2 separate regions of the Mus musculus genome follow, and region 2 is linked to region 1. Evidence: chromatin loops called from intact Hi-C (ENCODE). Cell type or tissue: heart. All regions are shown on one strand. Each heading gives the region's core, and the rest is flanking DNA. Links, peaks and the distances in the headings are about the cores only. Region 1 holds the start of Lif (leukemia inhibitory factor). Region 2 holds the start of Gm24803 (a small nuclear RNA gene).

Region 1 (15,881 bases), core at 4,809-12,808:
GGAACCAACAGGAGCCTATAAGGTTGCATGAACCGGGCAAACACAGGGGATGATGTAACCCTGACAGCAAGGATCAGGCCATGTGGGTAGTCAGGCTAGTGTCTGGAGAGATGACGTCCTCAGTGTGGTCCGAGTGACGTGCAGGTATGAAGGGGACAGCTAGGGCAAAGGCCCCCTGTATTTAAGGGTCAGAGGTGAGCAAGTAAAGGACCGTGCTTAATCACAAAGCCCAGAGAGGAAGCGTGTCTGACAGAAGCTCAGAGGCTAGAACCAGAGGAGGCGCCCAGAATTCCCATGTAATCATGGAGGGCGGCTGGCTTCCTATTCGGCAAGTACTTCATGGGGAGATCCATTACCCACACTGGCTGTCCCAGGGCTCCCTCCTACCATATGGTCTTTGCCTATGAAATTCCTGCTGTCTTGAATGCTGTTCTGTTTGTTTTGTTTTGTTTTGGCTAGACTAACCTTCCTTCTTTACAGCTGTCAGCTCAAGGGCATAGGGCTGGGGCCATGGCTCTGAGGTTAAGAGCAGACACACTGTTCTTGGAGAGGACCTGGAGTTTGGTTCCCAGCAACCATTCGGGTGGTCTGTCCTGCCCACAGCTCCAGCTATAGAGGGACCCAAATGCCTCTGACCCCCACAGGCACCTGCCCTTACATACCCACCCACATAATTAAAGATAAAAGAAATCTCAAAAGCAAAACCTTAGTCTTTTTTTTTTTTTTTTCTGCCCAGGTCGCCAAGTTGGTTGTGCATTTTCTCAAAGCTGATTCACGTGGACGCGTTCTCTCTGTGATGTCTGCGTCCCTGAGGACTTTCCCAAAAGGCCTGCGGTGAAAGAGGACAGGGTCATCATCGGCTGCCTTCATTGTTTTCTAGCCAAGCACAACAATATGCAATAGGAGCTTAACAAGAAGGGAGGAGATAGGCCCAGCCCTCAGCCCAGAGAGGATGGAGGATGGCTGCTCAGGAGCCAACCGGAGAGTCCACTCTGCCCATCCCAACATCCCCACAGCTGGAGCACTGGGTTTGCCAAGTCAGTGGACTGGCTCTCTCTCACAGCTGCTCTGACCACAGAGGAGAAGGGGGCTTTCCTTGGCCTGAACTGCTGGGAAGCTGTGGGTGGGAGGTGGCACCCCCAGTTTCCTGAAGCAGAAGGGGAGCTGGGTCTGAGGCAGGCGCTGAGGTTACCCACAGAGAGGGCAGAGGTTGGTCTGCAGAGGAAGGGCAGGGAGGCCTATGGCTGCCCCACCCTGGCTGAGTTCTGCACCCCTATCGGGGAGGGCTTCCTGATTTGCTTTTGGCCTGGAGCAGCAGTCATCCTGGGAAGTAGCTGAGGATGCTCCTGGCTCTGTGCAGGAGTCTCAGGTGCATCACCTAAGTCAACAAAGATCTATCTGTCATTCATTGAGTCACGTGCACGCGTCAAGCTGATGTCTCCCAAGGTTGGCTGTTGTTCCTCCCCAACTCCAGGAGATGTGGAGGCGTTGTAGATCCTAGCTTGCCAGCCTCTCTGCCAGCCCTGTCCACAGTCTGTGTTGTTTACACCCCTCCCACAGAATTCCAGCGCACCCCTTCACTCTTCTTCCATTATTCAGTGTTCCTACTCCACACCCTGATGCTTCACCTTCCTCTCACTCGATGCTCAGCCTCGGTTTCCCTGCCCCAGCCAGACACCTGCTCCTGCCACACAGTTCAGACACCTCGGCCTTGGCACATCTCTTCCCTCTCACAAAACATCCACAGCTCCTCCCTGCCTTCTAGCCAGGAGCCTCCATTCTAGACTTGTCAAGGTCCAGCACTTCCCGGATCTAAAGCTGGGCCTCTTCTCAGGTCCCACGCTTACGTGTTAGTCACTGCACTGTAGTGGCTATTCCTCGTTGTCAACTTGACTAAATCTGGAATGAACTACACTCCAGAACTGGAAGTGATCCCAATGTGGAGGCTGGGAGATACAAGTTTCTGACCTGGATCTCAGCATGGAGATCTTGAGGTGTAGTGGCTATGAATCCCAGAAGATTAAGACAGGGAGACCTCTGAGTTCAAGGTCATCTGGGAGAAAGCAAGTCCCAGGTCCAGGCGTGGTGGCTCACACCTTTAATCTGGGCCACACCTTCTGCTGGAGACCTACGTAAGGACACTGGAAGAAGGAAGATTTGCTCTCTCTTCTTTGCCTGCTTGCCTTGCGGGACTGAGCAACTGCTCGATCCTTGGTCTTCCATTCACAGCTGCTGCTGACCATTGTTGGGGAGTTGGACTATAGACTATAAGTCATCAACAAATTCCCTTACTATATAGAGACTACCCATATGTTCTGTGACTCTAGAAAACCCTGACTAATACACTGCTCTATGGCTGTGATGAAACAACATGACCAAGGCAAGTATTACAAAGAAAGCATTTAACTGGGGGGGGGGGGGGGTTGCCTGCTTACAGTTTTAGAGGGGAGGGTTAGTCTACTGGTGCAGGAACAGTAGCTGAGAGCGTCATATCCTGATCCACAGGCATGAGAGAGAGAGAGAGAGAGAGAGAGAGAGAGAGAGAGAGAGAGAGACTAGATCTGGCATTGGCTTTTGAAACCTCAAAGCCCAACCCCACTGATGTGTCTCTTCCAACGAGGCCACACCTCCCAATCCTTCTCAAAACAATTTCACTCCCTGGTGGGTGACTAAGCATGAAAATATATTAGCCCTTGGGGGCCATTCTCATTCAAACCACCACAGAATCCCTGCCCTGTAGTTGGGCTACCTCTCAGGCCCAGCACACTCCTACCCTGCAGCCTGCCTCCCCTTCAGGCCCAGCACACCCCTACCCTGCAGCCTGCCTCCCTCTCAGGCTCAGCACACCTCTACCCTGCAGCCTGCCTCCCCTCAGGCCCAGCACACCCCTACCCTGCAGCCTGCCTCCCCTCAGGCCCAGCACACTCCTACCCTGCAGCCTGCCCCCCTTCAGGCCCAGCACACCCCTACCCTGCAGCCTGCCTCCCCTCAGGCTCAGCACACCCTACCCTGCAGCCTGCCTCCCCTCAGGCCCAGCACACCCTACCCTGCAGCCTGCCTCCCTCTCAGGCCCAGCACACCCCTACCCTGCAGCCTGCCCTCCTCAGGCCCAGCACACCCCTACCCTGCAGCCTGCCTCCCCTCAGGCCCAGCACACCCTACCCTGCAGCCTGCCTCCCTCTCAGGCCCAGCACACCCCTACCCTGTAGCCTGCCTCCCCTCAGGCCCAGCACAACCTACCCTGCAGCCTGCCCCCCCCCTCCGGCCCAGCACACCCCTACCCTGCAGCCTGCCTCCCCTCAGGCCCAGCACACCCCTACCCTGCAGCCTGCCCCCCCTCAGGCCCAGCACACCCCCCACACCCCTACCCTGCAGCCTGGGCCCCTCTAAGGCCCAGCACACCCCTACCCTGCAGCCTGCCTCCCTCTCAGGCCCAGCACACTCCTACCCTGCAGCCTGGGCCCCTCTAAGGCCCAGCACACCCCTACCCTGCAGCTGCCTCTCTGAGCCCTCCCCCACTCCCTACCCCTTGCTCTCCTGCAGCTCAGGTACCCCCATCTCCTTGGACTCAAGGGAAGGGCTGTGGGGCTTCCCTGTTTCTGGCACCCCCAGAATGCAATATGTAGAGTCTGCACAGGTCCTGGGCACATGTGTAATGACATTCAAGACGACCCGCCATGCAAGTCTCAGAGACAGGGCTCTAAGCAATTGCTTCTGAGCCCCAGTGGAAGATGAGCCCCTATAAGGTGGCTTACACAAATACACTGGTGTACTCTCCACTGTCCTGAGAAGGGACAGAGCACTCGCTGTACTCCAGGGAGCAAGTCCCAAGGCCAGGAATACAGAGAACCCCAGCCAGTTTGAAGCTGAGGTTTCTGGAGTTCTTTGGAGGGGGTGCTAAGAGGTTTGGGGGGGTGTATGACAGTCACAGACCTAGTCATTGATATCTATCACACAAAAGCTGAGCCTGGAGAGATGGCTCTTCTGTTGACAGCAGTGGCTGCTCTTGTAGAGGACTAAGGTTTGGATCCTAGGACTGAAATGGTGGCTTACAACTGCTTGAAACTTCAGATGTAGGGGATCTGTTGCCCCTGTGGGACCCAGGCACCATATACACAAAGTTAAAAATAAATAAATGAATAAAAATGTTAACGTTCCCTCGGGTAAGAGGCCCGATGGTCAGAGGAGGGTCTGGCAGATGCACTTTATGCTCCAAGGAGCCCACAGACTGGACACTCACAGCCTGGACACAACAGAAGCCACACGAGGACCTGGGGCTTCCTGGGGCCTCTGTGGACTTCACTGTTCCAGCTGACTTTGTTTTGGTGCTGGGAACAGAATCATGGGCCTTGAACATGTACACAAGAGCCCTTCCACAGAGCGACACCTCAGGGTTTCTGTAATTTGCTTCTGTTTGTTGCATAGGGGATCTCACAGTGTAGAGTCTAGGCTGGTCTTGAACTTACAACCCTCCTAGATGACAGTGGTGTGCCACCACATTGGCTTTCTCAGACTCATTAAAAAAAAAAACAAAAGCCGGGCTTGGTGGCACACGCCTTTAATCCCAGCACTCGGGAGGCAGAGGCAGGTGGATTTCTGAGTTAAAGGCCAGCCTGGTCTACAAAGTGAGTTCCAGGACAGCCAGGACTACACAGAGAAACCCTGTCTCAAAAACACCAAAAAAAACAAAAAACAAAAAAAACAAAACAAAAACAAAACTTGTGTGTGCACTGCACATAAATGTGGTATTTACCTGAATAGGTCACGTGTGGACATCAGAGGGCTTTTTTTGTTTTTGTTTTTTTTTAATTTATTTTTATTTTTAATTTTAATTTTTTTAAAGGATTTATGGGGCTGGAGAGATGGCTCAGTGGTTAAGAGCATTGACTGCTCCTCAGAGGTCCTGAGTTCAATTCCCAGCAACCTCATAGTGGCTCACAACCATTTGTAATGGGATCTGATGCTCTCTTCTGGTGTGTCTGAAGATAGCAACAGTGTACTCACAAACATTTATTAAATAATAATTCCTTTAAAAAAGAAGAAAGACTTATTTGGTACCACCATTAACCCCAGCACTTGGGAGGCAGAGGCAGGAGGATCTCTGTGAGTTTGAGGCCAGCCTGGTCTACAGAGCGAGTTCCAGGACAGCAGTGCATTTAAACCCTGCATTAAATTAAACCCTGCATTTAAAAAATGATTTTATGTTTATTTTAAAATTATGTGTATATGTGCGTGTGAGTATGGGTGCCTGTAGAGGCCTCTGGAGCGGGGGTCACAGGCAGTTGTGAGTCACCTGACATAAATTTTGGGAAACAAATTTGAATCGTCTGTCAAAGTGCTCCCGTACTTCAACCACCGAGCCCTCTCTCCAGTCCCTCCAACTCATCATTTCTTCTTTAGATGTATTTATCTTATGCATATTGTGTTTTCTCTGCGTGTCTATCTGTGCAACTGATGCCCCCAAAGGTTGGAAGAGGATGTGGCATCCTTTGGAACTGTAAGTCAGCTTGTGGGTACTGGGACTGAACCTGGATCCTCTACAGGAGCAGCAAATATCTTAACCACTGCGCCATCTCCCCAGCCGCATCCACCTTATTTTTCTGGACACAGTATCTCATTGAATCTAGACACTGACATTTGCCCAGGCTGCTTGGCCAGCATGCATCTGAGATCTCTCAGTCTCTGCCTCCCAGTCCTGGGGGTCAGAGGCTGCTGCCATGTAGAGATTCAAGCTCAGGGGGTTAGGCTTGCATATCAAGCACTTTACCCACAGAGCCATCTGCTAACCGCTGTCCCAGGTTGTTGTTGTTGTTATTACTGTTTTCTGAGACAGAGTTTCTCCTCTGGCTGTCCTGGAACTCACTCTGTAGACCAGGCTGGCCTTGAACACAGAGATCCACCTACCTGCCTCTGCTTCCTGAGTGCTGGGATTAAAGGTGTGCGCCACCGCCCAGCCCCAGTTTTAAAATGACTTTATGTGTGCAGTGTTTCACCTGGTCCTGGTGTCCTGGGCCCTACAGAGGTTAAAGGGGAGTACTGTTCACCAAGACATTTCTGCACTCCACCCCTTCATCCCAACTTTAGCGTGATTATTTTTCTCTTCAGTGAGAGACGAAGACCTTACAGGTGAAAAGATTGTGACCTCTGCCCTTATCTTACTCATAGGCCAAGCCTCAGTTTTGCCTCTGCACTGTGTGTTGTTGGAGCCCACTTCCCTAAAACAGGGTTTCCTGGGAAAAGTGTAGGACTAATATTGCTCTAGGCAGGTTTGAAAACTGTCAACAGTCCCTCCTTCTCTCCCTCTCTTTATACTTTACTCTCCTCCCCCCTTTCCCTTCCCTCCCTCCCTCCCTTCCTCCCTTCCTCCCTCTCTCCTTCTCTCAGTCCCTTCCTTAATCCCTTCTTGATTGCTTTTTTTTCTTTTTTCTTTTCTGTATCTCTCCTCTCTTAGTCCCTGTCCCCAACCATCTTCTGGCCGTCCATGGCAAGCCTGCCCAGGCAGTCTACAGAACTCCTTGTAGCACCAAGAAAAAGGTCACAGTCCACAGAGAATCAAGAGGCCCTCAGCAGCACAGGCAACAAAGTTCCTTGCTTCCCGGAGTATTCCCAAGGGCAGGGCTTGTCCAGGGAGGGACGAAGGTCCCACAGCAGGTGGGGCCCTGAAGCCTGGGGCTGATTGCAGATCAGAAGGGCCAGGTAGCTCCCCGGGTTATGAGGTGGGGGCTGGGACAGGGGCAGCTATAGGCCTGTGGCTCTTGGGACAGAGACAGAGGATGGTAGCTGTGCACACAGCCTGTGGCAGGTCTGAGTCAAAACACCTAAGGTTGACCCCAGCTGGTCATGAGGAGAGCTGCCCAGTCATTGCCTTATGCTGGCTTGGGTCACCCAGACAGGCTAGGCGCGGCCCAGTCAGCTGTGACTCAGGCCATAGTGGCTTTGCCACGCAGCCCAGGGGCATCAAGTACAGGGACGCCCCCTCCCCACACCCAGCCCTGCTTCTCCTTCTAACAACACCTTTCCCACCACCGTGTCAGGCTCCATCTGTGGTGTGGGTGCTCTACCTCTCTGGTCCTCAGCTTGGGGGTGGGGTGGAAGTGGGGGGAGCCTCAGGCCACCAACTTCAGACGGAAGTCAGGTGGGGGGCAGGGTGAGGAGCCAACGCCAGAGGAGCCTCAGGAGGAGAGGGAAGCAGAGGGGCCCAACAACGATGGTGTCACCCTGAAGACTGGACAACTGTGCAGACTGTGGAGGGCTGCGAGACCACGGTAGGATTCCCTTGAGGGGGCAGGGCGGAGGGGCACTGCTGCACCCCACACTTATCCCCAGGAGGGTAGATGGTCCATCAGTTGCTCCCCTGTGGATCAGGGGCACCTGCTGGCCCACACAACCCTCCAGCATTCGCTCTCCCTGTCTGTAATGGATGCATTGTAAGTCAGGCTTGGAAGTCTCTCTTGGAGGATGGCCAAGCAAAGCTGGAGAGACCAGCTGTGGAAGTGTCCCGTGGGTTAAAGTTCACAGGATGGGTAAAGGGCAGTGGAGAGAGCACATGGATTCCAGGCTTGCATTGTGCCATCGTGGTAGGGTCAGCCTGATTCTAAAGGCAGTCATGATTTCTGCATCCCCAGGGGACTCAAATCCCTTTTCTTTTTCTAGAGTTCTGAGCTTGCAGAGGCCTCATTTACCCTCCGGTAGATGGAGCAGTGGAGGGCCGTCCCTGTCCATTCAAAATGGGCTGCAGCAGTCCACGGGGACCATCATGGGTGCTCTGGGGAACTTGATCAGCCAAGGTCATTACTCCTCTGCCTTTGACCTTGGGCCAGATCGGAGCTTGGCCGGTCTTCGTCCCCCCCGCATCCGAGCTCCAGGACAGTGACAAAGAGAGAAAAACAAAAACCAAGTCTGTGCAAGAGCCCCCTGCGTTGGGTGCTTGGCATCCAAAATTCCAAGAGGCTCTTACCTCTAATTTGTCAGTGTTCCTCCAAACCTGCTAGGGGGCTGACAAAAGGAGGGGACATTGTTCCCAGGATCCTGTCCATGTCATGCCATGCCGGGACAGGACAGTAAGGGGAGCCTGGGACTAGTCTGTACAACCAAGTGGTTTAGTTTGCTTTGATTCTTGCCTCTTGCTGTGTGAATTTGGGCAGTTCATTTTCCTTCTCTGGGTCACCGTGGCCCCCTGCGAAGTTGACAGTCTGATCCCCACCTGGAAGAACTGTCAGGACAAGGTGGGAGCAGGTAGCAGGACCAGGAAAAGGCCACTGCCCCCTCCCCCAGAGCCATGGCAAGGCTGTGCCCCATTGACCACTGAATGTGGTTCTGGCACCTCCTTGTGGCCAGTCTTTTGGGCTACACCTTGCAGATATTAGGACAAAGCTCTGGAAGCCCCCAAGAGGAGCCTTCTTCCCTTGTGTTGGTGAATGGCCTCTGCCCACCCCCATCCTGCACCCCAGACACCCACTCACTTCCTCAAATCCAGTTATCCAGCCCCACCCACCTACTGGTACGGACTGAACAGGCGAGCTGGCGAGCCGACTGTACTTGCTGATTCTGGGCAGCAGGTGGCGCTGCTGACCAGGGCTTGGAGCTGCTAAGCGTTTACAGGGCAAAGAACCCTAAGTTCAGGTTTCAAGGTTATAGAGGGAGCCCATCCACACCCCCGGCGTCAATGACTGGATCTAATCAAGGCAGTAGGATCTCAGGGAGCGAGTCCTCTCTGGAATCTTCACAAGCAAACTAGTTTGGAAGTCTTGGAACCCAGGACAAGCACCAGGGCATATATTATCAAGGATGGCCCACTGACTTGTTGTGTGGCTTTGGCAAAGTGGCATGCTTTCTCTGGGTCTCACCTTTGCAGCTGTACCAGATAAAGATGTCTATAATAAAGGTGTATCTTGTGGCTTTGCCAACTTAAGATTGACGATCCTGTTATCAATTTTGCACACGTCGTAGCTGAGGTTTAAATGATGACGCCACCTGCCTGAGGTGGCGCACCTTGTAAATGACAACTAAATCTGAGTCTAAGGTCTGACAGACTCCAGGGTCCACGGCCCCTCTGTTCCAGCTAACAGAGTCGCACCCTGCTTGGAAAGACAGGCAAGGACTCTGTGTGGTGGTGGGGGGTGCTAAGATGACTGTTACAGAGAACCATCTTCCCTCTAAGATAGTCTTCCCTCTCAGCCTGCAGGTCCAAGTCTTCGCAGAGGAGATGCCACAGCTGAGGGGTGACATGAGGGTTGGGCACAGGTCTCACCTGGAAAGGCAGGGAACAGAAGCAGGATCCAGGGGTCAGGTGGGGTGAGGTTAGCTGGGCAGGAGATCAGAGTGGATTTTGTCACGGAGCCCTGTGGCTGATAAGCACTGGCTACCTGGAGCACTTAGGCAGCGAGGGTTGCTCCCCTGGGATGACTGGCCCCAGAGCTCCTGACAGATCTTGCTGCCCTGAGCATCTCCTAGCTGTCCCAACTACCCGTTAGATGTCCCTGGCCTTACTTCAGAGAGGGCGGGCTAGGGTGGGAACGCGGGGTTTTGCATCTTCGGTGACCCTGGACAATTCAACTCCTGAGCTTCAGTTTCCAAGTGTGACAAAGGAGAAATGGGAGTGGGCTGGAGGCCTTAGGGGGTCTTCTGAGCACTCTGTATGATTTTCTGGAGTGGATTGGGGGGGGGGTGTCCCTGAGACTGGCATGCCAATCTTGAGCCCTGGAAGGGTCTTCGAGATTTGCAGAGACCCCAGGTTTTGGGACTAGTATGAGACAAGAGTTGATTGACCCTGTGCTTCCTGACAGGATAGCCAGTCCTGGCTATGGCCCACTGTCCGGGCAGCTCCACCTGCTTCTGTCCCCACAGCCGAAAGCTTATTCTTTTCTTTCCCAGGAAGTAGACACTTCACTCTGACGAGTCTTTCTCCCACCCTCACCTCACTATGGAACCCTTCATTCTTCTCTCTCATCTCCCTCATGTCTCCCCTTCCTAACATCCTTGGCGGGTGGGGGGACCTTTTTTCAAGTCTTCCTGGCACTGAGGTTTGTAGTCAGGGCTCGGGCCACCTCCCCAGTGTCACCTCTTAGTCCGGTTAAGTGGCCCTTGTGAGTTTAACTAGAAGGGGGGACAGAGATGAGGCCAGGCCCTACCTCTGTGGCCAGCTTCCAACTTCCTGTGTGTCTGCCCACTGTTGCTTCCTGTTCTGTTTATTGCCTCCAAGTTCAGGAAACCAACGGGTGCCCCACCCCCACCTTACACACCCGTGATTATTTAATAGCAGCCGTGCTACAGTCTCTCGCTCTCTTTTGGAAAACCCAGTGGGGAAAGGAAGCTGACAGCTCGAGCTCTGACATCAGCGTTGTCCCTGAGCCAAAAATCCAGGGTGGCCGGGGTGGGAGGGGCAGGGCGGGGAGGGAACCAGTTGCTGGTGGCCCCCATGACACGAGGCTGCCCTAAGGTTCCCAGGGACGGGGGCCAGACATCGAAAGGCAGAGACACAAGGACACATGCATATTCATGCACAGGGTCATGCCTGGCTACCACCCAGACCCACACAGGCTCACACAGGCATGGACACACACATGCATTCATGTGTGTATGCATGCATGCTCACACACTTGGGGTGAGGGGAGGACTTGCAAAGCCCAGCTCTGTTTTAGCCTCGTGCACACACAAACACTCTAATCAAGTGCATACACACACACACACACACACACACACACACACACACACACACACACACACCAGGGCCAGACACTGATGAACGCAGACTCAACACTGACACCGCACAAGCACAAAAGCTCCCTGAGACACAGACACAGGCTCCGGGAAGCTCCTCATTCTCAGGGATTCTGTAGAGCGCCCTCTTCTGGACGCAGCTGGGCCCCTGGCCTAGGCCACCCTGAAGGAGCCCAGCCACTTCCTCCTGTGGTGTGTATGAAGGGCCCCTGATGCCTATGAGCAAAGGCTCCGTAGTTGTGACTGTCCCCAGCCTCACCTAGGCAAGGCAGGGAGCCCTGAGGGTCTAAGGCTGGGGGAGGAAGTGGTTCTGGAGAAGCCGGGCTCTGCAAGGGACTTCGTCACTGCTAGGCCTGATGCCAGGCTTCCACCCCCACACCATGCCTCTGGCCTGCCCATACCTGGGCCCATAATGCACCTCTGGCCCATTCCTGAGCTGGCTTTAGTGGAAGCCACAGTTGAAGTCAGGCACCCTGTGCTGCTGACTGCTGACAGGCCTTGGGCAAGTCACATAGACCGTGTGGGCCAGGCCTTCGTTCCTGTGGCTATCTGTGGACAACTGGGAAGAGTGCTTCAGGGGGCCATGCTCGCCCTGGCAATGTTGATGTATTTTGTCATCCCATTTTTCTTTGAAGGTGCTACTAGCTCCTTGTAACTTGTACCTGTGACTCGTGAGGTGCTAGAGGCCGGCGTGAGAGCATTGTTCTCCATCTCTGTGACCTGGACATTCAGGAGAATAGGGCCAAAGTATGAATGCTTATTCAACATGTACACAAACTCCTGACCTGGGGGAGAGCAACCTAACTTACAGAAAAAGGACCGGAGGGTAGTGTTAGGGTGGGACTGGCCACCTACCATGCCACACCCTGGCCTCTGGCCCTACTGAGGGTCAGCTCTGTGGGCTGCTATTTCCTTTGCTGTTTCTAGAACTGAAGAGGGGGAGGGGATGCAGACACTCTGATTCACCTCTAGGGGCTTGATTCCTGACGCAGAACTAGTCAGGAAGTGTCGGGGTGATGCTGGGGCTGTTGGCTGTTGGCCAGACTACTTGAGGCTCTTCTTTGGCTCTGAGCGGGTGCCATTGGTGCCTGCCAGAGATCTGGTGGGGGGAGGGTAAGAAGCTGCAGATTCCATGGCAGTGCTCGGTCTGAGACAGGACTGACACAGGACGGCTTGCTGATATTCTCCAAGGCTGACCACTACCAGGGTCCATGTCCACCCCCAAGGACTGAGAGACTCAGAAGCCAGGCCAGCCCTAACCAGCAAAGTATGCTGAGTCTCTCCAGGCCTGGTCCAAACTCCCTATTCCCCGTTGGCCAGAGTTGACTGAGCATCTACCCTGAATTGTTTTCAGAGGGGAAACTGAGGCTTAGAGAGGAGCCATCAACCAGGGCCACACAGGCAGTGTTCGGCTACCCAGTTCATCCAGTGTTCCACAAGTAACAACCCTTAAGTATTAACTTAAGGGTATCAGCGCCACAGTGCCTCAGAGTCAGGGCTGCAACTCTAAGGACACCCTCATTTCTCAAGGCTGACAATGGAGCCGCCTCTGCCTTTTGGGGCACGTTATCGACTGCCTAGTCCATGCCAGGGACAGTCTCAGGTTTCTCCTATTTCCTTTGACACCTGTCACCAGCTAGGGCCTTGAGAAGCATCCTCCAGCCCCCAGTTTCCTCTCAGAGCACAGTTTTGTGCTCACCTTTCAGCAATTTCAGGTGAGATCGCCAAAGCCCAGCTGAGGCTCTGTGTTTTGAAGAACTGAGATCGTTCAGGGGAGGACGCAGGGAGAACGGGGGGGGGGGGGGGGGGGGGGGGGCTGGCCTGCCTGTGGAGCAGCTCAGCATCTGGGTCATTGGTCTTGGGGAATTCCCAGTGCCCAGAGAGCTGCTTCCTTACCTGCTGAGTAACCACTGCCCACACAGGATGCCTGGCTGGCAGGCCACCTCCCCAAACCTTGCAAGCAGTCACTGCTCTGCTGTCCTCTCTCCTGAGTCTGAGAGCCCCAGGGCCCAGGAAAGAGACAGCCCAGCAAGCAGGCAAGGGGCTAGCCCCCACCCCCGCGTTTCCCCCCACCCCCTACCCCCGGGGGCTCTGCAGGGGGAAGCTGGTGATTCAAATTCCTTTGAGCTGAGCTTTTCAGATGGGGTCTGGGGGTGAATCAGCTCCTGGCTGGTAAGGTCCAACCAGCAGCTTTCTTCATCTCAAGCCCTGATTGGGGGTGTCTGCCCTGTGTGTGTGTGTGTGTGTGTGTGTGTGTGTGTGTGTGTGTGTGTGTGTGTGTGTGAAGGGTCCACTTCCCAAAAGCCACAGAGCATGTACCTCACTGAGCCAAATCTCCAGCCTGCTTCTAAATGAGGTCAAAGTCCACACATGCTTCAAACCACCAGAGCTCCTCCTACCTTTGCCCAGACCACTTTCAAGGTGTAAAATGCTTAAAAATAGACGGGATCTGCAGAGTGGTCCCTCCTGACCATCACTGTCTGGAACAGACCCCTTTCCAAGCCCCCAGAGCCCAAGCAATCTGTGCCTACTTGAAACAAGAATGAACACCAAGGCTGAGTGAATGGGTCAGGCTGCAGGGGGCTGAGGGGTTCTTCCTTCTGAAAGCCATTGCCTCCTAGAGGGGTCACTGGATCTTGCAAGCCAGAAGCTCTGCCGTTAACTCTTTGTGTATAGATCTTTACCTGCCACCCCCTTAACCTCCATAAGTGAAAAGCAAGTGGCTATGAGGTCCTGGGAGAGAGTTGTGACTGTTGAGTGAAAGCTAATGGGAAAGGCAAGGCTGACTGGCCCTATGTGTCAAAGTGGACAGAAGAGAGGACTCTCAAGGGCTTTGGGAAGGCCCAGGCTAGCTTAGGTTTCCAGACCAGTCTACAATCTCACTTCCTGGAGAGAAGCACTGGATACTGCACCTGGGCCTGGCATGGCAGCCCCTATCCCTGCTGAGGGATTCCCTGGGTGGAAACGGGCTGTCCCCCTCATCCTGAAGCCTGTCAAACCCCTAGCAGGCCCAGTGTGCAGGAGCTGGACAGGCTGCAGATGAAGTCACAGCTGGAAGAGGCTGGGCTGGGGCTGCCACTCCAGGGCGGGGCCCAGGGTCACAACCCTGGGAACAGGCAGCCAAGAAGGGAGGATGTCTTCTGTGAGGGAGCAGAGGGAAACACACATACAGCGGCACAGAGAGGGAGGGACGGATGCAAACCCCCAGCTCACGCCAGCCACGTTGCAGGCGGCTTGAAGACAGAGGCTCAGCTCTGCTTGGAGACCTTTCCTGGTGCCTCCTCAGAGGCCTGTCACAGGTGGTGCTCAGACATGGACTGGAGCAGGAGGCAGGGCCTGGTGCACCAAGGGGCCCAGAGCACTGGGGGAGCATGGACTAAGTCAGGTACTGTGAGAGGGGAAACTGAGGCACAAATGAGTCAACTAGTTCACTGAACTCAAAAGGTCCTCTTATCAGTGTCTTCTGGAACCTGTTCCCACCTCCTGTTTCCTGCAGGGTGGAGCCGAGATGAAATGACTGTTGAGTGGACCCATGTGGGGGTCTAGTGATCCAGAGAGCAGTGCAAGGCCTGGAAGTGCTCTGGAGGGATGTAGAGGAGAGCCAGGCACAGGAGTGGGGCCGTTAGGGATGAGGTCCTCCGTGACTGGAACACGCAATGAGGTGTTTAGCCTTGGGGGCAGGAGGTGGATAGAGAGGACCATGATGGCTTTCTGGGCTGATAGAATTGGGGCCCATGTAAGGACACCAGGCAGAGTCAGACAGCAGCTGTTCGGAAGACGTGATGGTGGATGAGGGCCGATTCAGACCTGGTGTGCTCTGAGTAGTTCTGGTGCGGTGGCGCTGGGATGTGTGGGGTGTGGAGTCACATGCTAACCTATGTGTACAGGAATGGTGAACCCCAGACAGGGTCACCAATGAAGAGACAAGGTGTGTCAGGATGCAGGGAGAAAGAAAGGGTGCCAACCTGGTGGCTTCATCACTCCACTATTCGAGGCTCTGCCAAAAGACCACAAGAAACAAGAATCTGGAGGGGGCGGGGTGTATGTGTGGGGGCGGGGCAAGGAGAACAGACACAAGGCACCCTGCTAGGATAAGAACACCTGAGTAGATCCTGAATATGGCTCAGGGCAGGAGCTAGGGACATGGGGGTGAGCGAAGGGGCTGGAGAAGCCAGGCAACGCTTTGGTAACCCTAATTGTCCCACTTGGATCTGGGGTTAGGTCAGATGGAAAGGTTGGGATAGGGTCCCCCAGCGCAATGACACCTCCAGGTCTAGAAGGACCCAATGGCTCGGGATAGCATGGCCCTAGGTAGGTGTGTTTGGTCAGTGCTCTCTCGCCGAATGCTTCTCTGTACTGCTTCATAGTTAGTGGGGAGACCCTGGTCTTATTTCAGCCTGTCTTCTTCCCCACTGTCCCTCAGAGAGTCTCTAACCTACCAGCAAGGACCTGCCTCGGGATCCTGCCGTAGACCTGTAAGAAGCACCTGTTAGGAGTCACCTTTGTACTCTGAGGCCAAGCACTAGGGGCTTCCAAAGAGTGTCAGCCATTCCTAGGCACCCAGAGGAAGCAGGAGCCCCATTTTGCCCAGCCTCCCTGATCATTGCTTTAGGGGTCCCTTCAACGTAGTAAGGCTGAGTTCTTGCCCAGATAGTTCCCAGATAGACGATACAACCTCATACTCTTACCAGTCCTCCATAGAGGGGGCATGCTGATGGCTGGGGGTGGGCAAGACCCTCTGGCACACTGGCAGCAAGCCCCTTTGTGTCTTCTCTTTACCCATTGGCAATGGACAGGCTGGAGAAAGGCCACCCCTAAGGTGACTCCCAGCGTCCACATTCTGCTTCACTTTATGGCTGTCTAAAGTTCAAAAGGGCCCCGGCCCCCCTTCTGAGAAACTGCTTCTCAGTGGAACCCCAGCCTGACTCCTTTTGCTGCCCCGCAAAGCCCCACCACCACCAGGGGACACAAAGGTAACCTCCAGTCTGTTGCCACCCTCCCAAACCCAGTTGAAACTGGAACGTCTGAAGGGGGGCACAGGCTGAGGACCCCTCTGAATCCCCCTGAGACCCTTTCCCCACCAGACCCATCTGCAAAAAACGCCCAGAGCAAACCACTTAGGAAAACCACAGGGCGGTTTTTTGTTGTTGTTGAAGACTTCA
Region 2 (15,881 bases), core at 4,715-12,714, 67 kb after region 1:
ACTTTTAAAGACACTTGGGTCTGTAGTAAGCAGGCCAGATTTCATCTCCAGAGCGTGTGACAATATCCAATACTTAAGAGACATTTGATCATCTATAAGCCCGAGCTGGTGATCAAAGGAGGGATGATGGCAGGCACAGAGCAAAGAATGCTTAGAAATAAGAGATTTTTCAAGAACGAAGAGTACAGAAAAAAGAGATAAAGGAATTCAAAGTGCAGTATGGTGACAGAAGTCAAGATCTGTGAGAATTTGAATATGAGTCTGTCAGTTTCTGGCCACTGAGACTGATCTAGTTTGCACTGAGTTCAAGCTTCTTGGAGTAAGACAGTGTGGCATAACAGAATCTCTGAGGAGGAAAATCCAAGGAGGGAAAGAGATTAGAGAAGGCAGGGGAGAGGAGTCCTCAAGTCTAATGAGAGCCTGTGCTAGTTCAGGCTCCAGTAGGCATGAGAAAGACAGAGGAAGCTCTAAGAGTTGGCAAGAGACAGAGCAGGCAGGAAAGAGATGTCCTTAGATGGGTGGCAGAACAAGGAGGAGTTCCGGGGCACTTAGAGAAGGAGTCATAAATAAGAGCCCTGCCAGAGGGAGAGTTCCATCAACAGCACAGAGGAAGTACAACGCTGTAAGGAATAAGTGTCGAGGGGCAGAGTCTCAGTTTGAGGACACCTGCAAGCTGTCTAGAAAAGCTGCCTAACACACCAACAGGACCTTGGTAGCAAATTCCAGAGAGAGAGAGAGAGAGAGAGAGAGAGAGAGAGAGAGAGAGAGAGAGAGAGAGAGAGAGAGAGGTTCCGCAAGCCAACAAAAAGCAGAGACAGAGCAGGCAGCTCTCAGAGGACTCTTGCCTGAGGAGCCAGGAAGAGACAAGATGGGGAGAAGAGTAGGTGGCCACTCTACCAGTGGGAGGGGAATGGCTAAGGAGATGGACTGTAAGATTTGGAGTTGAACATGGTGAGAGGTAGAAGCCAGAGTAGAGGTGAGTAATCCACATACAGGAAGGCCAAATCAGCACTTTGCTTTAGTTAGGAGGAAAAGGACTGTTCAAAAAGGGGGGACCCAGGTTTGGGTTCCAAATTAAGAAAGGGCATAGTGAAACAATTAACTAGACCACTGCATGGGCAGAAAAATGTATTGGGGATCAGATTACCAAGCTGTCTTGGGCAGTTCAGGGGCTGTTTACTGAGACGAGCTGTGCTGAATGACCGGGAACAGGTACTCTTGCCTGAGGTAGCTGACGTTTGAGGGGCAGATTTAGGGAGGTTTCTGGCAAAAAGAGACCCATCTCTAGGCTTTTGTTTGCCCAATAAGTTCTTTGCCCAGCCAATGTCCTTCTCTTTAGGGCATTGTCATCAACACTGCCATTTTGGGGGGCCGTTTTAGACCTAACAATATGTAGTCACAGGAGCAACCCCATATTTTATGACTAGCTTAAAGTACACACATACCCAGTACACCCACACACTTACTTTCTGGATGGCTGGAAAAAAATATGCACCCTTATGCACGCTCTCACCTCACCCCCCTCGTGAACCTTTTGGTCAGTTACAGGAAGGCGATAGTTCAAACTGAAAGGAAGGCAGGTCTTCTTTTGATATGTCAACAAACAATTCATTTATCCCTTCTCATTTTGTACGGTCTGAAAGTCTGATGCATGTGTGTATGCTGTGTGTGTTTCCTTATGTCACTGGCAAACAGCAGTGGATATGGAAAGAAGAAGTGGGCCAAAGCAGAGTTCCGTTATTGTGCTGGGCCCGTGTCTGTCCCGCCATCAATCCATCATAGGTTCTTCAGGGATGGATATTTACTTGTACCAGGAACATGGCCGCCTGAGTCAGATGCCCTGCTGAAATAGGAGGCACATCAGAACCCGAACTGATCCACTTCACCTCTGCACAGAATTACAGAAACTATGCAGAAAGACCAGGACCAGAGGGCTTTAGCATGCATGGTACTTACTGCCGAGCTTACCCGCCTGAAGCTTCGCCTCAAGAAGAGAACCGACTCCTGCAAGCTGCCCTCTGACTGCCACATGTGCACCCACCCCCACACACACTTAGAAAAGACCAAGTTATAGTCCAACTCCAGCATCCGCCTGACTCATCTTGTGAAACAGAAATAACCGCAAAAGCTAAGAAATGATAACTCAGAATGTTTGACTCTTTAGTATTTATTTTATGTATATGAATATTTTGCCTGCATGTGTGTATGTGTGCTATGTGTGTGCCTGGTGCCCCAGAAAGTCACAAGAGGGTGTTGGATTCCCTGGAACTGGAATTACTGATGGTTTGAGCCATTGTGGGGGGTGCTAAAAACGGGAAGCTAGATCCTCAGCAAGAGCAGCAAGTGTCCTTAACCATGGAGCCATCTTACCACCTCTCCTGACCCAGGTTTCCTCTGTGTAGCCCTGGCTATCCTGGAACTAGCTCTTTAGACCAGGCTGCCTGCCTCTGCTTTCTGAGAGCTGGGATTAAAGGCGTGTACCACCACAGCTGGCTTTGCCTCTTTTTTTTTGATTTTTGGTTTTTGTTTTAGAATTAATTTTTTTATTAGGTATTTTCCTCATTTACATTTCCAATGCTATCCAAAAAGTCCCCAATACCCCCCCCCCCCACTCCCCTACCCACCCACTTCCACTTTTTGGCCCTGGCGTTCCCCTGTACTGGGGCATATAAAGTTTGCAAGTCCAGTGGGCCTCTCTTTCCAGTGATGGCCGACTAGGCCATCTTTTGATACATATGCAGCTAGAGTTAAGAGCTCTGGGGTACTGGTTAGTTCATAATGTTGTTCCACCTATAGGGTTACAGATCCCTTTAGCTCCTTGGGTACTTTCTCTAGCTCCTCCATTGGGGGCCCTGTGATCCATCCAATAGCTGACTGTGAGCATCCACTTTTGTGTTTGCTAGGCCCCGGCATTGTCTCACAAGAGACAGCTATATCTGGGTCCTTTCAGCAAAATCTTGCTAGTGTATGCAATGGTATCAGCGTTTAGAAGCTGATTATGGGATGGATCCCTGGATATGGCAGTCTTTAGATGGTCCATCCTTTCGTCACAGCTCCAAACTTTATCTCTGTAACTCTTTCCATGGGTGTTTTGTTCCCAATTCTAAGAAGGGGCATAGTGTCCACACTTTGGTCTTCGTTCTTCTTGAGTTTCATGCATTTAACAAATTGTATCTTATATCTGGCTTTGCCTCTTAATGATTATGGTTCTCTTTGCAAATCTTTACAAACCTTAGACAAACCAAAGCCCCTTGATTACTTTTACTGCTCTTACTGTTCATGTGTGTAGGCAAAGGTCAGAGACAGCCTTGTGGAGCTGGCTCTCTCCTCCCATCCCTTCCACCTTTGCACGCATTCCAGAGACTGAACTCAAGTCGTCATGCAGGGCATGCGCCTTCCTGGCTTCGCCATCTTGCCAGCCCAGTGCCTGCAAATCTTTCATCTTTATCTCAACTCTGTCATTCTGGAAATCCCACCACACCAGTCTATTTCTCTCTCCCCCTCTCCCTCCCTCTCCCTCCCCCTTCCCTTTCTCCCTCTTCCCCCTTCCCCTCCCCCTCCCTCTCCCTCTGTCCTTCTCCCTCTCCCCATCCTTCTCTCCCCCCCCCCCACTCTGTTCTCACCCTCCTTTCTTTCTATCCATGATGGAATTCCTTCAGGGCTTGCTGCTGCTGCTGCCTACTACGGGCTGGCTAAATGCACAGCTCACTGAGCCCCGCTGAGGCTTTGCTTCCCCCAACAATGCACATTGAGCTGACCGCTAAGGTTCGCTTAAGAACCAAGCCACACTGAGAATCTGGCCACACTCAGGTACTATCATCTTGTAATGTGTTTTTGAAAATTGGAAAACAAAACGTTGTTATGTGAAAAAGTAAAAATGAAAACCTAAGCAAACCTCAGAACTATTAATTTTTAGTCTAAGGGAAACTACGATGTTTGATATCACATTCTAGGAACTAGGGAGGTAAGGACAGATAATTTAATCTAAACTACATTACTACATTAAATTTTACACACTGACTGTTCTAGCAGCAAAAGGGGTAAACCAAAATCCAGAGCTATGAGAAAAAAATGTTTTCAGAAATATCTAGCCATTTTTCAAAAACTATCCAGTTGTCTCTTGAAATAATGGCTGCTTTTGAGTTACAGGTAGACGCTGATAAAAACAGTTCTGAGGGAAGATCTTCTTTTTCTTGTGCTCATGGATTCTGAGGGTTTCATCCATGGCTGCTTGGCTCACCTCCTTGGCAAGAACATTACAGGAAACACATGGAAGAGGAAGCAATTTACCTGGTGACAGACAGGAGCCAGAGAAAGGAACTTGCAGGGAGGAGACAGGCAAAGTGCAGCAGAGGGTGGCTCTCCACCCACCCGGCTCCTCCCCCTAGACCTCATCTCCATTCCAGCCCGACCCAGAACACTCCATCCATGTGATGGTCTATTCACACACACACACACACACACACACACACACACACACACACACACACACACCCGTGCCCCATATGTGGACAGCCCTTCGCAGGTGCGCCCAGAGGTATGTATCTGTCAGAGGTATCTATGTATCTGTCAATCCAGCAGACAGTCGAAGTTAACCAACAAATTTGGTGTCCACAGGAGATTGATGAAGCCACAACTCCCCCTCAGATATTAAAGCTGACATGTTTAAGTCTCTTGTATAAATCAGCACAATATTTATATACACCCTTCTGCATAACCTCATGCAATGTAAAGAGCTGAGCAGTAGTTTAGGGAATAATGACAAGAAGACAGCTCAAAAGCAGTGATGTGTGCCCGTGTGTGTGTGTGTGTGTGTGTGTGTGTGTGTGTGTGTGCGCGCCCGTGTGCCTCTGTGTGTGTGTGTCCGTGTCCATGTGTGTGTGTGTGCCCATGTGTGTGTGTGTGCCTGTGTGCCTCTGTGTGTGTGTGTGCCCATGTGTGTGTGTGCCCGTGTGTGTGTGTATGTGTGTGTGTGTGTGTGGTGGTGGTGATCCCTCCAGGCAGGGCTTCCCCAGCTATCTCTGTCAATTTAAAACACTTTAATTTATATATAAACTATCAGTGTAGAGGCCACTAAGTAACTGGCAGAGACAGAGGCCATGCTACATTACATTTGGGGGCCAGGGAGGAAAAGGTAGCTATTAGATTGAGTCCAACTCCTCTCAAAAGCAAATAAAAATTGTATGGGGTGGGTGGGAAAGGCTCATTACCTGAGTCTCCCAGACTTGAAGAGGAAGCCCCCTCTTCTTCCAGGTGCCTCACTCAGAAAATTTCAGACAGAAACCTTTCCTCTGGGAAAATGCTGATGAGTGTATTTGTGGAAACTTTGCACTATAAAAGCCCTCTTCGCTGCTCACTCTCTGAGCTTTAATAAATCCTGGATTAGCATGAAAACCACCCAGGCACTAACTCTCCACATTTCCCGACGCACTGTCTGGAGTTGGCTTCTTCTTATTGAGTAACTTCCCTGAGTTGGAAAACTGCCCATTGCCTGGAACTCAGGAAAACCCCCCAAATCCGAGCAGGGCAGTAGCATCCCCACACTTCTGCTGCAGGCCGGCCGGCCTTTCTCCCTGGTTTCTTTTTCCTTGCCTTTGCTCTCATTCATAGCCATTCAGGAGGTTTGTGGGTTTTTTTTTTTTTTTTTTGCTGGGTACTGAGCCTGGGACCTTGTGCACACTAGAGAGGCACCCTACCAAGTGACATCTCCTCACCTGTGCTGCTGCTTGTCCTCTTCTTTATAATAAAAGTGAAATTTGAGTTTACTCTCCAGCCCTCTGAATTTACAATGCATGGAGTCTCAGCTGCCCCACCTCTGCTCTCAGGCTTCTCCCACAGATAGGAGGCAGCCTCTTTTCCGTGGCCTCTCAGCACTCCCCGGTCTTCAGAGGAGTCCCTCAGTTTCGAGGACACTGCAGTGCTGCAGCCGTTCTCTTTGGACAGCCAAAGGACTGTTCCCAGTCTTAACAGCTTTGCTGGCTGGCACTCCATGTGCGCTCACAGCCATTTCCGCTGTTTCCAAGGATGTCCCTCTAGCCTCCACCTGCCGTCCTCCACTTCCACCTGTTCTTCGTGCCTCTGGCTGAGCCTCTCAAGAGCCAAGATCCTCGGCCTTGCTATAGCAGCCTGTTGGCAGGTACTCCGTGCCTATGGAAGCCGAGGTAGGAGAACAGAAGAGTTTGAGGCCAGCCTGGAGTACACAGGGCCTTCCTGCCTACAAAATGGTAAATGAAATATGCTTCAAGTGCATTTTGGTTTTTTTTTTTTTTAAAAGATTTATTTATTTATTATATGTAAGTACACTATGTAGTTGTCTTCAGACACTCCAGAAGAGGGAGTCAGATCTCGTGATCGGATGGTTGTGAGCCACCATGTGGTTGCTGGGATTTGAACTCCTGACCTTCGGAAGAGCAGTCGGGTGCTCTTACCCACTGAGCCATCTCACCAGCCCAAAAAAATATGGAACGCTTCACGAATTTGCGTGTCATCCTTGCGCAGGGGCCATGCTAATCTTCTCTGTATCGTTCCAATTTTAGTATATGTGCTGCCGAAGCGAGCACGCATTTTGGTTTTTTTAGTTTTTCTTAGTTGTTCTTTTCTTAATTGTAATTATACATATATAAGTTATATGTATGTATACTATATATACAACTCCCCCTCAGGCACTAAAATTGACATGCTTAAGTCTCTTTTATAAAATAGAACAATATTTAGTATTATTATTTTTATTAATCATTCCATTTGTTTACATCTCAAATGATATCCCACTCTCCCGTTACCCCCTCCACCCTGGCCCCCCATCCGACATCTGCCCTCTCAAAACAGCACAATATTTATGTACATTTTCTGTATAATTTAAATCATCTCTCCATTATCAAACCTCAGGGACTTTAAAGAGCTGAACAGTAGTTTAAAGAACAATGCAGTGTTACACATGCACTTCCCCACAAGTACACACACACACACACACACACACACACACACACACACACACAATAGCTTACCATTTTAGTCAGGTCCAGTGGTGGTAGCACAACACTGTACAGCCATCACAACCATGCATTTCCAGGTGCTCCTTGCTGTAAAACTGACACTTCTGTTCACTAAGCAATAACTCCCACTCCCCTCTCCCTTGCTCCTGGCAATCACATTTCTACTCTCTTTGAACTTGCTCCTTCTTGGTGATTCTTAGAAGCAGAATAATGCAATTGCTATCGTTTTGTGGCTGGTGTATCTAAGCATAATGCATGTGAGCTTCATCAGTGCTGTGGTATGTATTAGACTTTTATTCCATGTTAAAGGTGAGAGGTATTGCAGTGTGTGGATATTGGTATTCCATCCTGTTTGCCCGGCCAATGCACACAGACTTGTATTTTTTGGGTCGTGACGTTTGTACTTTGATAGTGAGGGACGGCAGGTTGTCAGCAGGATGAGCCTTTTATGCAGAGAAAGAATGGCTTCGGGGGTGGGGGGAGTAGAAAAAGGGAGTAATGAACTTCACTGTGAGGGCTTTGGCCTTGTTCTTAAGCAAACGAAGCAAACCAGCCCTGCCCATTCCTTCCTCCTCACCCCCACCAAGATACCACAGGACTCCTAACTTTTAGAGGGAGGTACATGTTATGTTTAGGAGAGCATTGATTGTGTGAATGTCTATGTACCACATATGTACAATGCCTTCAGAGCCAGATGAGGGTCCCTGGAACTGTCATTACAATGCTTGTGAGCTGCTGCTGCTGCTGGAAATCAAACTCTTTCCTCAGGAAAAACAGCGAGTGACCATAACTGCTAAGCTAGCTCCCCAGGGCTCACTTAAAACAAATTGTTTGTTTTATCGTATGGGTATTTTGTCTGCATCTATGCCTGTACATCACATACATGCCTGGTGTTCTTGGAGGCCAAAATTGTCTGATACCCTAGGTCTGTAGTTACAGATTTTTGTGAGCCACTGGGAGTTGACCCTGGATCCTCTGGAAGAACAATCAGTTCTCTTAATTGCAGAGTCACATCTCCAGCCCCTCTACAGGATTTAAAACTAATGGGACTAAAAAGGAATAATTATCAAATTTCAAGTTTCATTTGAAATTCAATAGAGCTAAATTGATTTGTAAATCACAAAGTTTTTAAACTTATTTTTTAATTTTAAAAATTATTGCTCTTTGTAAACGTAGTTTGATAATTCTCTTGCTTTGATTTAATATAAATTGTTATCTAATTTTAGCTGTGGCAAAAGGTTTCCAAAGAACTTGAGTGTTCTACCTGCCAAGCAGCTCATAGCACATTTCTTTCTTTCTTTCTCTCTCTTTCTTTCTTTCTTTCTTTCTTTCTTTCTTTCTTTCTTTCTTTCTTTCTTTCTTTCTTTCTTTCTTTCCTTCCTTCCTTCCTTCCTTCCTTCCTTCCTTCCTTCCTTTCTTTCTTTCTTTCTTTCTTTCTTTCTTTCTTTCTTTCTTCCTTCCTTCCTTTCTTTCTTTCTTTTTTTCTTTCTTTCTTTCTTTCTCTTTCTCTCTTTCTTTCTTTCTAGTTTAATTTTTTTTCTTTTTTTAAAAATTAGATATTTTCTTTATTTACATTTCAAATGTTATTTCAAATGTTATCCCCTTTCCTAGTTTCTCCTCTGAAAATCCCCTATCCTCCCCCTCACCAACCCACCCACTCCCCTGCTTCCTGGCCCTGGCAGTCCCCTATACTGGGGCATAGAACCTTCACAGAACAGGCTGGCGAGATGGCTCAGTGGTTAAGAGTACCAACTGCTCTTCCAAAGGTCCCGAGTTCAAATCCCAGCAACCACATGGTGGCTCACAAACATCCGTAACGAAATCTGATGCCCTCTTCTGGAGTATCTGAGGATAGCTACAGTGTACTTACATATAATAAATAAATAAATCTTAAAAAAAAAAAAAAGAACCTTCACAGAACAAAGGGTCTCTCCTCCCATTGATGACCGACTAGGCCATCCTCTGCTACATATGCAGCTAGAGCCATGAGTACCACCATGTGTTTTTTGTTTTTTTGTTGTTGTTTTTTTTTTTTTTTTTGGTTGATGATTTAGTCCTAGGGAGCTCTGGGGGTACTGGTTAGTTCATATTGCTGTTCCACTTATGGGGCTGCAAACCTCTTCAGCTCCTTAGGTACTTTCTCTAGCTCCTTCTTTGTGGACCCTGTGCTCCAGGACAAAATACCCATGGAAGGAGTTACAGAGACAAAGTGTAAAGCAGAGACTGAAGGAACGGCCATCCAGAGACTGCACCACCTGGGGATTCAACCCTTAAACAACCCAAAAATCCAGACACTATTGTGGATGCCATATCATATATATATACATATACATATATTTTTATTTTATTATTATTATTTTTTTTAATTTTATGAGACAGGATTTCTCTGTATAGCCTTGGCTGTCCTAGAACTCACTCTGTAGACCAGGCTGGCCTTGAACTCAGAAATCTGCCTGTCTCTGCCTCCCAAGTGCCGGGGTTAAAGGCGTGTGCCACCACTACCTGGCATTTCTTAATATTCTTGATATTTGGGAATTTCACATCATGAACCATGATCATACTGACTTTCGAGTCTTCCCAGGTCTGCCCCACACTCTTGTGACCCACACCAAAGAAGGAGAATGAAGAAGAAGAAGGAGGAGGAGGAAGAGGAGGAGGAGGAGGAGGAGGAGGAGGAGAGGAGAAGAGGAGGAGGAAGAAGAGGAGGAGGAGGAGAAGAAGAAAAGAAGAAGAAGAAGAAGAAGAAGAAGAAGAAGAAGAAGAAGAAGAAGAAGAAGAAGAAGAAGAAGAAGAAGAAGAAGAAGAGGAGGAAGAAGAAAGTCGTCATCCAATTTGTATTGTCCACATACTTACTGGAGCATGGTCAAACTCCATGCACATTTTTGGTCATATGTCAAAGCTATGTCTAATTTAAAAATGTTTATTTGATTGAAAAATTGATTTTTTAGATTGTGGATAGTGAAAGTTAGCATCAGACTCTTAGTTGTGTGTTGTGTACATGTGCCACAGTTCATGGGTTGAGGTTAGAGGACAAGGTGCAGTAGTTGGTTCTCTCCTGCCACCATGTGGGTGCTGGGGACTGAACGCAGGTCCTCAGGTTTGGTAGTAAGTGCTTTTGCTTGCTGTGACATCTCACCAGCCGTCTTCCCAGTCTGTCTTTCTTTGCTCTCAAACACATCCCTTAACTTTTCCAAGTGGAGTCTCTGAGAACGTACTCCCCTCACAGTCCCTATCTCATCTCCACTTTTTTTTTTTTAAAGATTTATTTATTTATTATATGTAAGTACACTGTAGCTGTCTTCAGACACTCCAGAAGAGGGAGTCAGATCTTGTTAGGGATGGTTGTGAGCCACCATGTGGTTGCTGGGATTTGAACTAAGGACCTTTGGAAGAGCAGTCGGGTGCTCTTACCTGCTGAGCCATCTCACCAGCCCTCATCTCCACTTAATAACGAGGCTGGGTCACTGTCAAGTTCAATCCCTATTCCTGCTCCTGTCATTGTGGACGTCTCCTGTCTGACACTGTTGGACACAACTATCATTTCCTCTAAGGTCTGTGCCTGTGTAGCCTTCTTCAAAAGACTTGGTATATGTTCTAGTTAGCATTGTCAACTTACTGTGGTGGTTTGAATAAAAATGCCCCCTCCACCCTTTCCCAGGCCCATCGAAAGTGGCACTATTAGGAAGTGTGGCCTTATTGGAGGAAGTGTGTGACTGTGGGGTCAGACTTTGAGGTCTCAGTTGCTCAAGTTACACCCAGTGTGGCCCACTTGCTCTTCTTCCTGCTGGCTGCTGATCCCGATGTAGAACTCTTAGCTCCTCCAGCACCATGTCTGCCTGCATGCCACCATGCTTCCTACCATGATGATTAATGGACTAAACCTCTGAACTGTAAGCCAGCCTCAAATAAATGTTTACCTTTATAAGGAAAATATGCCCTGGTCACCCACGGCGTGTCTTTGCAGCAATAGAAACCCTAACTGAGATACTGACAGAGTCTAGAACCACCTAAAACAAGAAAACCTTTCAAGTGATTGGCCTCATCAGGTTAATCTGTGGCTGTCTTGATTGTCATAGCTGAGCCTAGTCTACTGTGGGTGGTGCTGGTTCCTAGGCAGGAGGTCCTGGCCTGTGTAAGGAAGTCAGCAAGCTAGAAAGCAAGCCAGCAAGTAGAGTTCTATGGTTTATTCTTCAAGTTCCTGTCCTGGCGTCTCTCAGGGCTAGACTAGGACCTGGAAGTGTAAGCCAAATAAGTCCTTTATTCCCCAGGCTGCTTTATCACAGCAACAAGAGAAAACTAGAACAGTGTACTGGTCAGAATTCTTACAGAGGACCTTGCTCAAGCTCGACTACCTGAGTTTGAAACTCAGGACGTACATGGTGGAAGGAAACAAGTTATCTTCTGATCTCCCACACATGCTATGGCATGTATGAGTGCCACCCCATAAATCAATAACAATGTAATGACAATGAAAAGTGAAAAAGAATGAATTGTCTGTAGGAGAGAAACAGAAACAAATCCTCCTGAAACCTCAGGTTTCTAAAGCACTAGTCCAGGCTCAAACATAACTCCACACTTGGGCTCCAGGAGACACCCTCTCTCCATGCTTACATCGGTGCTGTGCCTCTGTTTCCCCTCTAAAGCTAATCCATGGTGCTTGCTGTTGCTTTTAATTTTAGACATACAATTAATATACTCTGAAATGTGAGTCCAATCCTGGTCACAGGAGTATTTTAAGAGTCAACTGGGATGCCTATACATCTGCCACAGAACTAGCGCTCATCACGTTACAACATTAACGTTGTTCCCTTCCCCTTTCTGTATTAGAAAACACTGTATTTCTTGTTCAAGCTTACTATTCCAATCATTCTTTTATAGAGAGCAAAGCAATGATGGTTGAGTTTTGAAATGCAGAGAGCATGGCGATTTTGAAATGCAAATATTTTCAAGAGTAACATGCTTTAAAAATAATTGAGCACTGTCTATGTTCTAGGAAAGGTGCCAGGGATCCATTCACTCCTTCTTCCTCGCTTGCCCTGAGGCGGGAGGTAGGGCAAGGACGCCTTCTTCTCTGACTCTTCCCAGGGAGCTTACAGTTCAGGGCAGGAGGAGGGGCCAGGCAGCCAGAACCCTGTTCTGGGTATAAGACAGAGAGTGAGAGAGGGGCACAAAGGAGGGCATTCCCGACCCATGTCAGAAAGACTGCCAGAGGGAAACAAGGACCAAGAGAAATCTATGAAGATGAGAAGTTGAAAGGCCACCAGCAGAGAACATGCGGCAGGAAAGGAGCAGTCTTCTCAAAGCTTGGGAGATAGAAAGGGCCACAGCATTGGCCAAGAGATGGGCACAGAGTATACAGCCTGCTGGTCAGCACCATGACCCTGGGAACTGCTGAAGGTTTTAGGCAGAGAACAGACCTATGCACATTTATACTCTAGAAAGGCCCTATCCAGCCCCTCGCCTGGCCTGGCAAGATGTGGTGATGCCCAAGTGTGGAGGCTGGTTCATGTACTATGGCAAGAATCTGAGTGGAAGGTTATAGCATCCTGAAATTTGCTTTAAGAAAGGAAGAAAGCCATCCGGAGAGATGGCTCAGGGGTTAAGAGTACTAACTGGTGTGAGGTGGAATCTCAGGGTTGTTTTGATTTGCATTTCCCTGGTGATTAAGGATGTTGAACATTTTTTCAGGTGCTTCTCAGCCATTCGGTATTCCTCACTTGAGAATTCTTTGTTTAGCTCTGAGCCCCATTTTTCAATGGGGTTATTTGATTTTCTGGAGTCGACCTTCTTGAGTTCTTCATATATATTTGATATTAGTCCCCTATCTGATTTAGGATTGGAAAAAATCTTTTCCAAATCTGTTGATGGCCTTTTTGTCTTATTGACAGTGTCTTTTGCCTTACAGAAGCTTTGCAATGTTATGAGGTCCCATTTGTCGATTCTCGATCTTATAGCACAAGCCATTGCTGTTCTATTCAGGAAATTTCCCCCTGTGCCCATATCTTTGAGGCTTTTCCCCACTTTCTCCTCTATAAGTTTCAATGTCTCTGGTTTTATGTGGAGCTCCTTGATTAAAACAACCCCGAGATTCTACCTCACACCAGTCAGAATGGCTAAGATAAAAAATTCAGGTGACAGCAGATGCTGGTGAGGACGTGGAGAAAGAGGAACACTCCTTCATTGTTGGTGGGATTGCAAGCTTGTACAACCACTCTGGAAATAAGTCTGGCAGTTCTTCAGAAAATTGGACATAGCACTACCAGAGGATCCCACAATACCTCTCCTGGGCATATATCCAGAAGATGTTCCAACTGGTAAGAAGGACACATGCTCCACTATGTTCATAGCAGCCTTATTTATAATAGCCAGAAGCTGGAAAAAACCCAGATGTCCCTCAACAGAGGAATGGATACAGAAAATGTGGTACATTTACACAGTGGAGTACTACTCAGCTATTAAAAACAATGAATTTATGAAAGTCCTAGGCAAATGGATGGATCTGGAGGGTATCATCCTGAGTGAGGTAACCCAATCACAAAAGAACTCACATGATATGTACTCACTGATAAGTGGATATTAGCCCAGAAACTTAGAATACCCAAGATACAAGATACAATCTGCAAAACACATGAAACTCAAGAAGAACGAAGACCAAAATGTGGGCACTTTGCCCCTTCTTAGAATTGGGAACAAAACACCCATGGAAGGAGTTACAGAGACAACGTTTGGAGCTGAGACGAAAGAATGGACCATCTAGAGACTGCCGCACCTGGGGATCCATCCCATAATCAGCCTCCAAACGCAGACACCATTGCATACACCAGCAAGATTTTGCTGAAAGGACCCTGATATAGCTGTCTCTTGTGAGACTATGCTGGTGCCTGGCAAACACAGAAGTGGATGCTCACAGGCATCTATTGGATGGGACATAGGACCCCCAATGGAGGAGCTAGAGAAAGTACCCAAGGAGCTAACGGGATCTGCAACCCTATAGGTGGAACAACAATATGAACTAACCAGTACCCCCAGAGCTCATGTCTCTAGCTGCATATATAGCAGAAGATGGCCTAGTCGGCCATCATTGAGAAGAGAGGCCCCTTGGTCTTGCAAACTTTATATGCCCCAGTACAGGGGAACACCAGGGCCAAGAAGTGGGAGTGATTGGGTAGGGGAGTGGGGGGGGTATGGGGGGTTTTCGGGATAGCATTTGAAATGTAAATGAAGAAAATACCTAATAAAATATTGGGGAAAAAAGTACTGACTGCTCTTCCAGAGGTCCTGAGTTCAATTCCCAGCAACCACATGGTTTGCTCACAACCATCTGTAATGGGATCAGATGCCCTCTTCTGGTGTGCCTGAAGACAGCTACTCATATAAATAAATCTTAAAAATGAAAAAAAGAGAGAAAGAGGGGGGAGGTGTGGAGAGATGGCTCAGAGGTTACGAGGACTGACTGCTCTTCCAGAGGTCCTGAGTTCAATTCCCAGCAACCACATGGTGGCTCACAACCATCCGTAATGAGATCTGACAGCCTCTTCTGAGTGTCTGAAGACAGCTACAGTGTACTTAGATATATAATAAATAAATCTGAGAGAGAGAGAGGGAGAGAGAGGGAGGGAGATTGTGTATGTGGAGAGATGGCTCTGTGTTAAAGCACTTTCTGCCCTTGTAGACTCAGTCCCTGGACTCAGTCCCCAGCACCTACAGAGTAGTTCACAGTCATCCTCAAGGCCAGTTCTAGGGGCTCCTGCACTCTCTTCTGAGTTGTGTGGGTACCAGGCATGCATATAGTGCACATACATACATATATACATGCATGCATGCAGGCAGGCAGAACACTCATACACACAAAATAATAAAACATTTGGAGGGCGAGAGAAAATTACTTGCTGTATATAGCAATCATGTGATTATATGATGTATATGAATAATGTAAGTTATTTTACTTCTAATTTCTGTCCATTCACAGATAACTCTTGTTAGGCTGATGAATGGTTTGTTCATGCTTACTCAGCTACTAGTGACTCTTAGGGATTTGGGGTATTAGAATATGTGCTTGTTTGCAGTCTCTTGGCAGATTGGCTTCCATGTAGAAATAAGGTGTAGGTCAAATGATTTAACTGTGAGGGAAAATATCTAGGTTGCTGTTCTAAGTGGCTTTTCGGGACAGCAGGATTGGTGGAGTGGCCTTCGGACATTCCAGAGGAATGGAAAGCAGGATGTGTGGACATAGAGATAGCAGGAAGCAGCAGGCATCAGGTCAGAGCCTCTCAGGAGAGGGTATAGGGACTCCAAGGCCAAACACTGACTATTGGATGACATTTGACTGCATTATAATAAGGCTATGGTAGAATTGGCTAGGTGAGGAGGGAGAGGACAGCAAGCCACAGGACACCCACTGTAACACCAGGCCCTGCCTCCTCATAAACTGTGACTGGGGCAGCTGGCTCAGGCTCTCCACACTATGGAGTAAGCCATACAGTTTCATGTCACTTAACAAAGGGAAGCCATCTGAGAAATTTATGGTTAGGCAATTTCATCATTGTGCAAACTCTGAGTTGGCATTCATATGAGGAAGTGATACAATCTCATGGGACCACCGCTGTCCGTGCACTGTGTCCTTGGATGCAGTGTTACTATGTAGTGTATGGTCATGCATTCAACTAATAGATCATTATTATTTATGTTTAAATCTTCCCCACAGAAAGACTACCCTTGACACTCACTGCTCCCCAGATCTCTGACTCTTGTCTTGAAGAGCATCTTTGGAGTCTGAAGACTGATGGAGTTGTGATCTTCAACAGCAGAAGGGGTTGGAGACCTTCTGCAACAGACTGTAAGTGGGATGGCCAATTAGTACTCTGTTCCAGGGCTTTGTCATTCCTCCCA

The links. Hi-C counts contacts between places; a loop is a spot of excess contacts. Peaks named below come from ENCODE experiments on the same cell type or tissue, not always from the same donor. Only the 100,000 strongest peaks of a DNase experiment are listed, where the experiment ranks them.
Region 2: a loop joins it to region 1, with 5 times the contacts of the local background. A loop is called at or near these places in 9 of 42 quality-filtered maps.

The regions. Positions count from the first base shown.
Region 1 is chr11:4,250,424-4,266,304 of GRCm38, forward strand. It overlaps Lif (leukemia inhibitory factor), which reads left to right and starts at 7,145. Exons shown (of 4, transcript NM_008501.2): 1 at 7,145-7,265. In heart, for the core only: CTCF peaks have their summits at 8,490, 10,861 (motif pointing left) and 11,694; DNase peaks (open chromatin) are centred at 8,448, 10,278, 10,888, 11,788 and 1 weaker place; H3K4me3 peaks cover 366 bases; H3K27ac peaks cover 1,915 bases; H3K27me3 peaks cover 517 bases.
Region 2 is chr11:4,317,696-4,333,576 of GRCm38, forward strand. Gm24803 (a small nuclear RNA gene) reads right to left here and starts at 6,560; the gene lies at 6,454-6,560. In heart, for the core only: CTCF peaks have their summits at 8,822 (motif pointing left) and 10,056; no DNase peak of the experiment used is centred there; H3K27me3 peaks cover 1,026 bases.